Linked DNA regions of Homo sapiens: region 2 is linked to region 1. Evidence: read pairs that join two places in POLR2A ChIA-PET (ENCODE). Cell type or tissue: OCI-LY7. All regions are shown on one strand. Each heading gives the region's core, and the rest is flanking DNA. Links, peaks and the distances in the headings are about the cores only.

Region 1 (5,374 bases), core at 199-5,198:
CACAGATGCTCAAAAAAATGGTAATTGACTGCACACACCCCACCCCCTCCCGCACTCAATCTTTAAGGACAATATAAAACCTGCCTTTCATAGTGGTCTGATAGAGAGGGGTATGGTTGGATCATAAAGTAGGTGACAGTCCTGGTCCTGTTATAGAATAGGGTTCTTCTGCACAATTATTCCTTAAACCCATGGCTTCCCCTTGACGAAAGACCGCATTCTTCACATGGCCCACCGTCCCTTATAGTCTGGCCCCTTCTTCCCTCTCTGCCCTCAGCTTGTACCACTCCCACCTTGCCTGTGCTCCAGTCACCGGGCCACAGTCACTCCTGGGTGCTTCCTGTTCTCATCTACCACAGGACCTTTGCACAGGACCTGTGTCTGGAATGCTCATGAGTTCCACATTCAACCAGCTAACACCTGCTTATTTCAAAATTTATTATTCATTCATTATGTAGTATTTGATGTGAAGAATATTTGTACCACATAAGTATGAAGCAAAACAATAAAATGAATATTTGTAGACCAACCACTTGATTTAAGAAGTTGAATGTTTGTATGGTGCCTTTGTATCAACTGGTGTGCTCCTTCCCATTCTACCTCCGTTTCCCCCTGAAGGTATCGCTACCTTGAATTGAGTACTTAATCATTCTCTCATTGTTAAAAATTGTTTTGTCATATGTAGATGTACCCCTGAACAATGTATTGTTAAACTATGCTTGTTTAGGGCCGTATTCGTTTCCTATTGCTGCTATAAAAAAATACCACCAAATTAGTGGTTTAAACAACACAGATTTTATTATCTTACAGTCTTGGAGGTCAGAAGTCTCACTGGACTAAAATCAAGATGTCTGCAGAACTGCATTCCTTTCTGGAGGCTCTCAGGGAGAATTTGTTTCCTTTTTCATTTCCTAGAAGCTCCTTGCATTCCTTGGCTCATGGCAAAGCCCACAGTGGAGTATCTTTCAGTCTCTTTCTCTGACTCCAATTCTGTTGCCACATACTTTCTTCTCTCTCCCTGGTTGTCACATCGTCTCTTATAAAGACCCTTGTGATGACACTGGACTCCCCCAGATAACTCAGGGCAATGGCTCCATCTCAAGATCCTAAACTTCATTGCAGCTGCAGAGTCCCTTCTGCCACGTAAGGCTGCATAGTCACAGGTTCCAGGGATTAGGACATGGACACCTTTGGGGGCTATTACTCTTCCTACTATGGGGCTTTCTACAAATGGTGGCAACTTGCTTTTGCATGCAATATGTGTTGCATTTCTAAGATGCATCTTCGAACATATCGCATGTTTATGTAGCTCTTCTCCTGCCACAGGACATTTGCTCAATTCCTCCTTCAGACCTCTGCTCAAGCATTGCTTCCTCAGGGAAGTCTTGGCTCCCTAGGAAAGGAGATGCTCCCCAGCCACCTGTCCTCTAAGAGCCATAATCCCATCCTCCAAAGGTCCAGGGACTACCCAAGCTTGTAACTGCATTTTACAACCAGTGATTTCTCTGCCCCATGTGTCTGGAACTTCAGCAAGGCCTGTTGGCTGTCCTAGTGCCTGATAAGGAGCAGAAGGACCACTGTCTTATCACCTGGCTACAGAGAACCTGCCTAGCTGGTTGCCTTTGCATCCCTCTGCCCACATGATCACCATCCCTCCCCTCCCCCTGCACCCTCCCCAGCCTGACCTATTGAATGACCAACCACCTTGGGCTGCCTTTTCTCTTCTGCAGGTGCAACCTGCCCCCCATCTCAGAGAAGTACACCATGGATGTGGGGGTGAAGACGGATGTGGTCACTGTGAACCCCAGCATCATCACAGAGAGGTCAGTGGCCCTCTTTCTAGAGCTGCACTGTCCAAAATGGTAGCCAATAGTCACATGCGGCTACTGGGCACTGGAAGTGTTGTTAGTCTGGAGGTGTGCTGGCTGTGAGTGTAAAACACACACTGGGTTTCAAAGACTTAATACAAAAACAGGATAACATATCTAATTAACTTGTTATATTAATTACACGTTGAAGTAATAGTATTTTCGAAATAGTGGGTTAAAGAAAATATAAAAACTTCACCCATTTCCATTTTTTCATATGTGCTTACTCGGACATTGTTAAATTCCATATGTGGCCTGCATTAGTTCTTTTGGACGGTGCTGGTCTACACTACCTTCACCTAGAGATGGGTGGGTCAGCTTTCCAGGGTGTGACCAGGGCAGGCAGCTCCCTACCTGGCTGTGTCCAGGAGGTACTGGGGAGAAGCTCACACTGAGATCTCAGCTCCCCTCCTGGCTCCCCTCCTGGGGTTCATCTGGAAGGTTTTAGGGGAAGTGTTGAAACCCTAGCCCCGGGCGTAGCCACACCAACCAGGTCAGAGGACATGTAAGAGGAGGGGACAGTGGGAGATGAGAGGAGGGGGTCATTGAATTGGATCAGATGCCCAGGGAGCAGCTATTTAAGGGGCGGGAAGAGACAGCAAAGTCAGAGAGGGCCCAAGAGGGAACGCTGCTTAATGTAAAGAAATGGGGCCAGGTGTGGTGGCTCATGCCTATAACCACAGCACTTTGGGAGGCTGAGGCCAGAGTGTGGCTTGCGGCCAGGAGTTCGAGACCAAATTAGGCAACATAGCTAGTCCCTGGTCTCTACAAAAAATTAAAAAAAAAAAATAGGCAAGTGTTGTGGTGCACACCTGTAGTCTCAGCTACTCAGAAGGCTAAGGTGGGGGGATTGCTTGAGCCCAGGATTTCAAGGCTGCACAGAGCTATGATTGCACCACTGCACTCCAGCCTGGATGACAGAGCAAGACCGTGTCTCTAAAAATAACAACACACTAGTGTGTGAGAGAGAAACGGAGGCTGCAGGAGAGGAAGCGTCTGAGCCAAGACAGGCAGCTGCATTTGGGGTTTGTCCCTGGGGAGCTTGGGGATGACAGTACAGGTGAATGGCGTGAGGCCTCTAGAGCAAGCCTCCACTCCCGCAGCCACTTCCCTTCTGAGCCTCCCTTGGGCCACCCTCATCCTTTTGGATTCAGCATTGCCCTGCCCCCTGCAGCCACACCCTGGATATCTGTCCCTTTGGATCCCAACTGCCCTCTCCTGCACCCACTTAAAAAACTCAACTGCCCCTGAGAGAGTTCTCACCTTCATCTGCACAGGTGCGTGAGGTGTCAGGAGGCAGGTGGCCTTATGAGTCCCTTCCGTCCTTTGCAAAGCCCCAGGGTGCAAGGGTGGGGAAGCGAGGGGCCTGAGGGCACGGAGGAGTGGGTGCTCACCTCTCACTCGCGCCCTGTGTAGGTTCCACAAGCTGGAGAAGTGGCGGCGGCCGTTCTATCGCGTGCTGCAGGTGTACGAGAACGCGTCGGTGCTGCTGCCTGCCTTCTACAACACGCGCAACACCGACGTGTCCATCCGCGTCAAGTACGTGCTGGACGACTTCGAATCGCCGCAAGCTGTCTACTACTTCCATCCGCAGTACCTGGTCAACGTGTCGCGCTACTGGCTCAGCCTGGGGGTGCGCGCCAAGCGCATCAGCACCGGCCTCATTCTGGTCACTGCGGCGCTGGAGCTCTGTGAGGAGGTGCACCTCTTTGGCTTCTGGGCCTTCCCCATGAACCCCTCGGGCCTCTACATCACTCACCACTACTATGACAACGTCAAGCCGCGTCCCGGCTTCCACGCCATGCCCTCTGAGATCTTCAACTTCCTGCACTTGCACAGCCGAGGCATCCTCCGCGTGCACACGGGCACCTGCAGCTGCTGCTGATGGCTGCCAGCCAGGCTGCCCGGCAAGCGGCGCCCCCTCTCCTGCTGTCCCTCCTGGTGGAACTGGGAGCCCCGAACCGGGCAGCGTGGGGTCCTGGCGTTCAGGCTGTCTCTCCCTCCATTGTTCAGCTCTGTACTTGGATCCTGGGGTAGGGAGGCAGGGTTAGGAACCGGGGCAGAGTCAGCTCTGTGCTGAGCCTCCTGGCCTGGCCCCCACCGGTGCATCCGCCCAGTGCGTCCACCTGCCCTGGCTAGCATGCTGCTGGGCCACACCCCAAGATCAGGGGCCCTGGGGACGGCAAGTGAATAAAGCACATTTCCACCCAATTTTGTCATCCGAGAGAGAGCACAAACTGCAGGCCCTTGTTGCAGCTGAAGGAAGACCCTACAGAGAATGGAATTGAGAGTGGAGACAGGACACTTCACAGGACACTTGAGCACAGTCAAGATTTTATTCACACTTTTGGTTCCTGTGTTTTATATCGAAGACTTAGCTATGAATTGCTATCTAAATCTCAGAGCTTAGAAGCCAACCCAGTGACTAGACCTTCCAGTGAAGAAAGTGATCTCAAGAGGTCCAGGGACTTAACAGCCAAGCCACACCACCCGACAGGTTCTTCTGTGACACCGAGAGATCTAACCCAAGGCCTGGGTTATGTCTTAGTCGAGACATCATCATCTGAGAAGCACCACATCCTTTCAGACACATCCTCGGACACACATGCGGTCTTGGTGCCCCCAGGTTCAATCCTGCGTTAGCTCTTTTGATGAGAAGGAAATAAACCAAACCAGCCACTTGCACTATGGCTTCCAAGCCAATGTTATTGACTCAATAAGTGCTTAGCAATTGGCTTCCTCTTTTGTCTTCCTATTTTCAGCTCCATTTAAACCAGGAGTTATTTATAAAGACCTCTTCCTCTCATGTCTCTGAATCCTGCAGAATCCTGCTGTATCGTGTTCCTCAGTCGGAACCATAGGCTCTGGGCTGGAAAGCACTGACATGTCAGGTGGTGAGCTTAGCAGAGAGAAACGAGTTGTGGCCTCCGACACCAGCATCACTGAGGCTTCCGCTGTGAAGGCGGGACTTCTCACAGCAGACCCCAGGGCCTGGGCTTGGGGCAGTCAGCTGGGCTTAGGCAGAGAGGGGTTCACATATCATTTCACATCTGAAATTAATTCCCTTTGCTTCTCCCTGTGGTGTTTCCACCATAAATGGGATGGTGTCTAAGAGACACTGTTGGTGAACTAACTGCCTTAGAACTTAGCTTTGTGGAATCATAGGATGTTAGTGCTGGGAGGAGGACTTCAGCCTACCTGCCTGGCAACCTGTCTCCCTCCCTCCTTCCTTTCTCCCTGCCTCCTCCCCTTTCTCCTTCCCTCCCTTCCTCTTTTCTTCCTCCCCTTAAACATTTCTGGAAAGCCTATTCTGCTTTGGTCTGTGGTTGGACTTAGGAAGACATAAGGATAAACAAAGGCATTATCTGTGTCTTCTGGGGGTGCAGGGCCCAGAGATTATAGACCCAGTCCCACGTGCTGGGTGCTCTGGGAGGGTTAGGAGCTGTAAGAGTCTATCAGGGAGTGGGATCTGCTATCCAATCACCTCATTTGACAGGCCCCCCGGC
Region 2 (5,374 bases), core at 65-5,064, 57 kb before region 1:
CTAAATATTTCTTTAATTAAATCTCTTCAATTTGGGGATGATGATGATAACAAGAACTCAGAACGACATTGCATTTACGATGTGCCAGTTACTAGTCCATGTGCTTTATGTGTTAACATACTGAATCCATATAACACAAGTAATAGATACTGTTACCAGGGGCTATTTTATAGATGAGGAAACTGAGCCACAGTGAGGTTAAGTAATTTGTTCAAGGTCATACAGCTAGTAAATACCAGATGTATTTTCAATATCTTGAATTCCAATTATTTTCTAATTTCTATCATAATTTACTCACTCATGAAGTTAGAAGTGCTTTAAAATGTCCAGAGGCTTCAAGTTTTTCCTTATCTTTTTGATTTTTTTAACTCAAAGGTATTGTGGTGAGAGAACATGATATTTATGATATTGAATCTTTTTTTTTAAATTTGCATGTCTTTCATTCTATGTCTGTTGTAACTAGCACATACTTACAGTTTTTAATACCTAGTCTGACAATCTCTGTCTTCTACTTAGAAAGTTTAGTATATTTACATTTATTGTGATTACTGATGACTAAGGATTTATTTCTGCCATCATATTTTGTGTGTTTCACATACCTTGCCTTTTCTCCCTTCTTCTCTTTTGCATTATTTGTGCTTTCTTGGCTTTAGGAGGAGGTTCCCAGTGTGACCCTCCTTGGGAGGGCCCTTTGGCCATTACAAGGGAAGCATGAATCACCGAGATTGGCTGACGAATGCATCTACTACTTCTTTTCTTGCCAGACTATTCATCAATTTAATAAGGCAATTAAAAGACATTTTAATTGTTATTTTAGTGTTTTTTATTGGGAGGATGTTGCAGATTGGATTCCCTGGAAAGTAGACTCTGAGTCAGAGATTAGAGTGTAGGATGTTTATTGAGAAGTGTTCTTGGGATCAATATCTGAGAAAGAGAGAAGGAAATATGACTGGCCATAGGGAGAAATTGAGCTGCAATACAGTTCCAGAGAAAGCCTCAGTGGACCCCATAGGCAGCCCTGGAGCTGGGCTGTCTCTTCATACTTGCCCAGAGTTGGGGTGAGGGGGCCTGACCTTTATACCTGGAAGAGGTATATGCCCTGGAAGAGGACATAACCTTGAGCAAGGTGGCTCTGCTCACCTGTGGCAATTCTCAAAGAGGAATGAGAGCTGAGGGCTGTCGGCTCATGGCACCCCCAACAGGTGGGGAGAAGTCCTTCATTCCCGAAGGTGATGTGGTGGGGTATGTCACAGCACCTGCCCCAGAGGGCTTCTCAGTTGGCCACTTTGTTGGAAATAGAAATCTTTGAATGTCTCTGTTCCCCAAACAAAAATCTCATGCCTAATTGTCAGTCTGTGCTGAAGCCCACTCTGGAAGTTGAATGTTTCTCCCCTGTCAGCCAAGGATCTATTTTTTTCGAGGTGGAGTCTCGCTCTGTTACCCATGCTGGAGTGCAGTGGCGCTATCTCAGCTCACTGCAACCTCCGCCTCCCGGGTTCAAGCAATTCTCCTGCCTTAGCTTCCTGAGTAGCTGGGATTACAGGCTCATGCCAATTTAATTTTTGTATTTTTAGTAGAGTCGGGGTTTCGCTATGTTGGCCAGGCTGGTCTTGAACTTCTGACCTCAGGTGATCCACCCGCCTCAGCCTCCCAAAGTGCTGGGATTACAGGCATGAGCCACCACACCCGGCCAGTGAAGGGTCTTTTACGCATGTCACATCTGTCCTAACTCTGGGCCTTCACCCACGCTGCCTCCGACCCGCTGTCCCCTCCCAGCTGTCTTTCAGTCCAAATCCTGCTTCTCTTTCTGGTCTCAGCCCACGGTGTTCTTTCTCTCCTCTGAATTCACAGCACCATGGTGTCTCTACTTAGCACATCCTGCTCAGCACTGTCCCATTGCTTTTCTATGTGATTGTGCAGTGGACAGGAAATGAGACCAGGAGTTTTGTCCTGCCTCAAGTACAGAGGACCCTCCTATGCTTTGTCTTCCCTCCAGCCTTCCTCTCTCCTGCACCTTCAGGGCAAAAAGCTGGGCTGCCTGCATGTGGCTAGTGCAGGCCTGAGACTTGAGGATGCGAAACTGGGTCAAGGAAAAGTACAGCCTGACTTTGTGCTGCCTACATGTGTATATTCGAAGGCCCTCATCACTGAGCCAACTCTCCCCCGACCCAGGGGACAAAGCCTTCTGTTCGACTGCCCCGAGAAACAGGCACAGCCCCAGGAGATTGGGACCACAGGGACTGGAGGATCTATCCAGAGTGTGGTTCTCGAGGGGGAGGGTGCCCTGGAAAGAAGGGATGCTGCTCTGACTGCAGCCTGGGTGTGTGGTGGGTCAGCAGAGTGACTTTACAGTTTCGCTGGTCAGAGCAAGTTTCTCCTGAGCACTTGCTGCAAAACTGAGATGAGGTGAGGCCAGCAAGTGATCCAGGGAACAAAATTTAAGGTGGCCTCTACTCTCAGGCGTTAACTTTGTACTTACATGAGCCTGAGAATGAGGACCTCTTTAAATGTTGTGTGCTGGGTGCCTTGCTGGCCTTCCTCTAATCCTGGCTCTGACCTGCCATATGCCCAGCCCTGCACCAGGTGTTGGATGTGAGTTTCCTGTACCTTCCTCAGATATCTCTCAGGAGCACAGTGATACCCTCTTACTCCCGGATTCCGTCTCTTCTTCCTTGCCCCACCCACCTTTTTTTTTTTTTTGACATTTCTATTTTCCAGGGATTTACCTCTTAGAGAATTTAATTTCTTCTTTTTGATGTATCCAGGTCATTCACTTCTTATCTAATAATTCTCTAATTTAGCTCTTAACCCTACCTATTACCCTAGGGACACCCCTCCTCCCCACAGGTGAAGGATTCATGAGGTAATAATATTAACTATTGGCCAGGAGTGTTGTCTCATGTCTGTAATCCCAGCATTTTGAGAGGCCGAGGTGGGCAGATTACCTGAGGTCAGGAGTTTGAGACCAGCCTGGCCAACGTGGTGAAATCCTATCTCTACTAAAAATACAAAAATTATTCGGGCGTGGTGGTGCATGCCTGTAATTCCAGCTCCTCAGGAGGCTGAGGCAGGAGAATCGCTTGAACCTGGGAGGTAGAGGTTGCAGTGAGCCAAGATTGCACCACTGCACTCCAGCCTGGGCGACACAGTGAGACTCTGTCTCAAAAAAAAAAAATTAATTATTAACATTCACTAAGGGATCATGAGGCAGGTTCTAACCTAAGAAGCTAATCCTAAATGAAGATTATTTCATTTAATCCTCTCCATAGTCCTATTAAATACATAGTCTTCCTCATTTCATATTCTTGCAGAGAGGGGAAGTAACATGTGTAAAGTCACACAGCTGGTAAGACCCTTGTAAGAGATGCTTTATTCATCTCTAAGTTCTCAGGTCCTAGCACAGTGCCTGACACTAATTGTTGAATGGATGGATTCATACGAAGGGAATCCTGAAACTTTATCCTAACAATCAAGAAACATTCGTTAAACGCCCTCTCAGCTTTGCGCTGGGGGAGAGGGGATGCTACTAAAGAATTATTTGGTATGATTCATGTCCTTAAGAAACTTACAGAACACTTAAAGAGACAAACATGAAAAATTATGTAAGACAGTGTATAAATAAACTCGCAATTTTGTGGCATAGACTATAAATCTTGTAGGTTTCAGAGGAGACAGCAATGGGGCGGGGTGGGAGTACCCTGGTGGGACCTGACAGAGGCTTTGAAGAACTGGTGGGTCTCAGAGACTGGATTTGGGGATATCTGGGGGACAGGCTGAGGTGTTGAGGCAGGAGGAGCAGGTGATGGAAGCTATCAAAGATTTGAAAGTTTCTTTTTAGACACCATAGCTCTGTGAAGCTGACTGACGGCCTGTCTGGTCTCTGTTTAGCCTCATGCAGTGTGAGTGGGTGGGCAAGGTGGCTTCCTCTCTTCCAGCTCTGGTGACGTGGGGCACAAGGGACTGGTCCCTCAGGAGAACAGCTCAGGCTGGGCTTTGCTGGCTCCTTCCAGGGGGCCCACAGGTCCTGCAGAGCCCCTGGACTGTGTGGGTGGAGGGAATGGAAATAAGGCAGGTAAGCCAGGATATGTGTATGGGATGCCACACTGTGGGGGTTCTGGGGGTTTAATGCCACACTGGGTCAGCGGGGGGTGTCCTGGGAGAATAAAATGCATCCACGCTCACTCCAGCCTGGTATTCCATCTGATTTTGTGCTGCATTTGCCGAGTATCTGGGCAAAGGAAGGCCAAACCTCCCTCCCCTCACTCCTCCAACCTGCCAACTCCCCATTCTTCCTCAGCAGATCAAAGGATCAATACTTCCTAAGACCACCATTGCCATTTCTTGGAAATAAACCACACCCCACAACCCCCAAAAGAAGGTTTAAAGGAAGCAAGAATTCCCAAGTGCTTTCTCTTCCTTCCATGTTAGGCTGGGTTTTTGTCCTCCTTCTAATCCAAGTTCATTTTAGGGGGTTCTCTTTCCACCCAGCAGTGCCTGCAGAGCCAATATCCCCACATCTATGTGCCCCTACCCCCACCCGGTGCACTTCTGCTGGTGAGGTGCTATTCTGCAGGTCCAATCTCAGGCCCCTCTTAGTTCAGGTTGGTTAATTGGTTCATTCATCATTCATGCAGAAAGCATCCATTGTGTGCCCTTTGTGTACTAGCCCTGCACTGTCCACTAGCCACTAGCCCCATGTGACTACTGAGCACTGGAAGTGTTGCGTCTGAGTTGAGACATGCTGTCTGTACATATACAATACACGTTGGATTTCGAAGACATAATACAAAAAAGGGATGTGACGTATCTCCTTAATTTTTTTATATTGTTTGTGTGTTGAAATGATAATATTTGAATATATTAGGTTAGAATAAGTATATTATTGAAATGAATTTTACCTGTTTCTTTTTACTTTAAAAAAATCTTTTTGAGAATTGTAGATTCATACGCAGCTGTAACAACACAGAGAGAACCTGTATCCACTTCCCCTAATTTCCTCCAAAGATAACATCTTTCAAAACAATATAGTACAATATCATGTCCAGACATGGTGGCTCATGTCTGTAATCCTAGCACTTTGGGAGGCCAAAGTGGGAGGATCACTTGACCCCGGGAATTTGAGACTAGCCTGGGCAGCAGAGTGATACCCTGTCTGTACGAAAAAAAAAAAAATTATCCAGGTGTGGTGGTGCATGCCTGTAGTCCTGGCTACTCAGGAGGCTGAGGTGGGAGGATTGCTTGGACCCAGGAAGTTGATGCTGCAGTCAGCTATGACAGCACTGCTACATTCCAGCCTGGGCAACAGGGCAAGACCCTGTCTCAAAAACTAAAACACCCCAAACAATATAGTACAATATCAGAACCAGGAAATTCA

The links. Peaks named below come from ENCODE experiments on the same cell type or tissue, not always from the same donor. Only the 100,000 strongest peaks of a DNase experiment are listed, where the experiment ranks them.
Region 2: POLR2A ChIA-PET joins it to region 1 with 5 read pairs; 4 of 35 experiments call an interaction of 5 or more read pairs at or near these places.

The regions. Positions count from the first base shown.
Region 1 is chr18:46,678,421-46,683,794 of GRCh38, reverse strand. It overlaps ST8SIA5 (ST8 alpha-N-acetyl-neuraminide alpha-2,8-sialyltransferase 5), which reads left to right. Exons shown (of 7, transcript NM_013305.6): 6 at 1,731-1,823; 7 at 3,285-5,374. The coding sequence ends at 3,753. Among named protein-coding and RNA genes, the nearest start is that of LOXHD1, 24 kb to the right of the region's middle. In OCI-LY7, for the core only: a CTCF peak has its summit at 1,112; a DNase peak (open chromatin) is centred at 2,874; H3K4me3 peaks cover 1,020 bases; H3K27ac peaks cover 1,841 bases.
Region 2 is chr18:46,735,578-46,740,951 of GRCh38, reverse strand. All of the region lies in intron 1 of ST8SIA5 (ST8 alpha-N-acetyl-neuraminide alpha-2,8-sialyltransferase 5), which reads left to right. Among named protein-coding and RNA genes, the nearest start is that of ST8SIA5, 19 kb to the left of the region's middle. In OCI-LY7, for the core only: no CTCF peak of the experiment used is centred there; no DNase peak of the experiment used is centred there.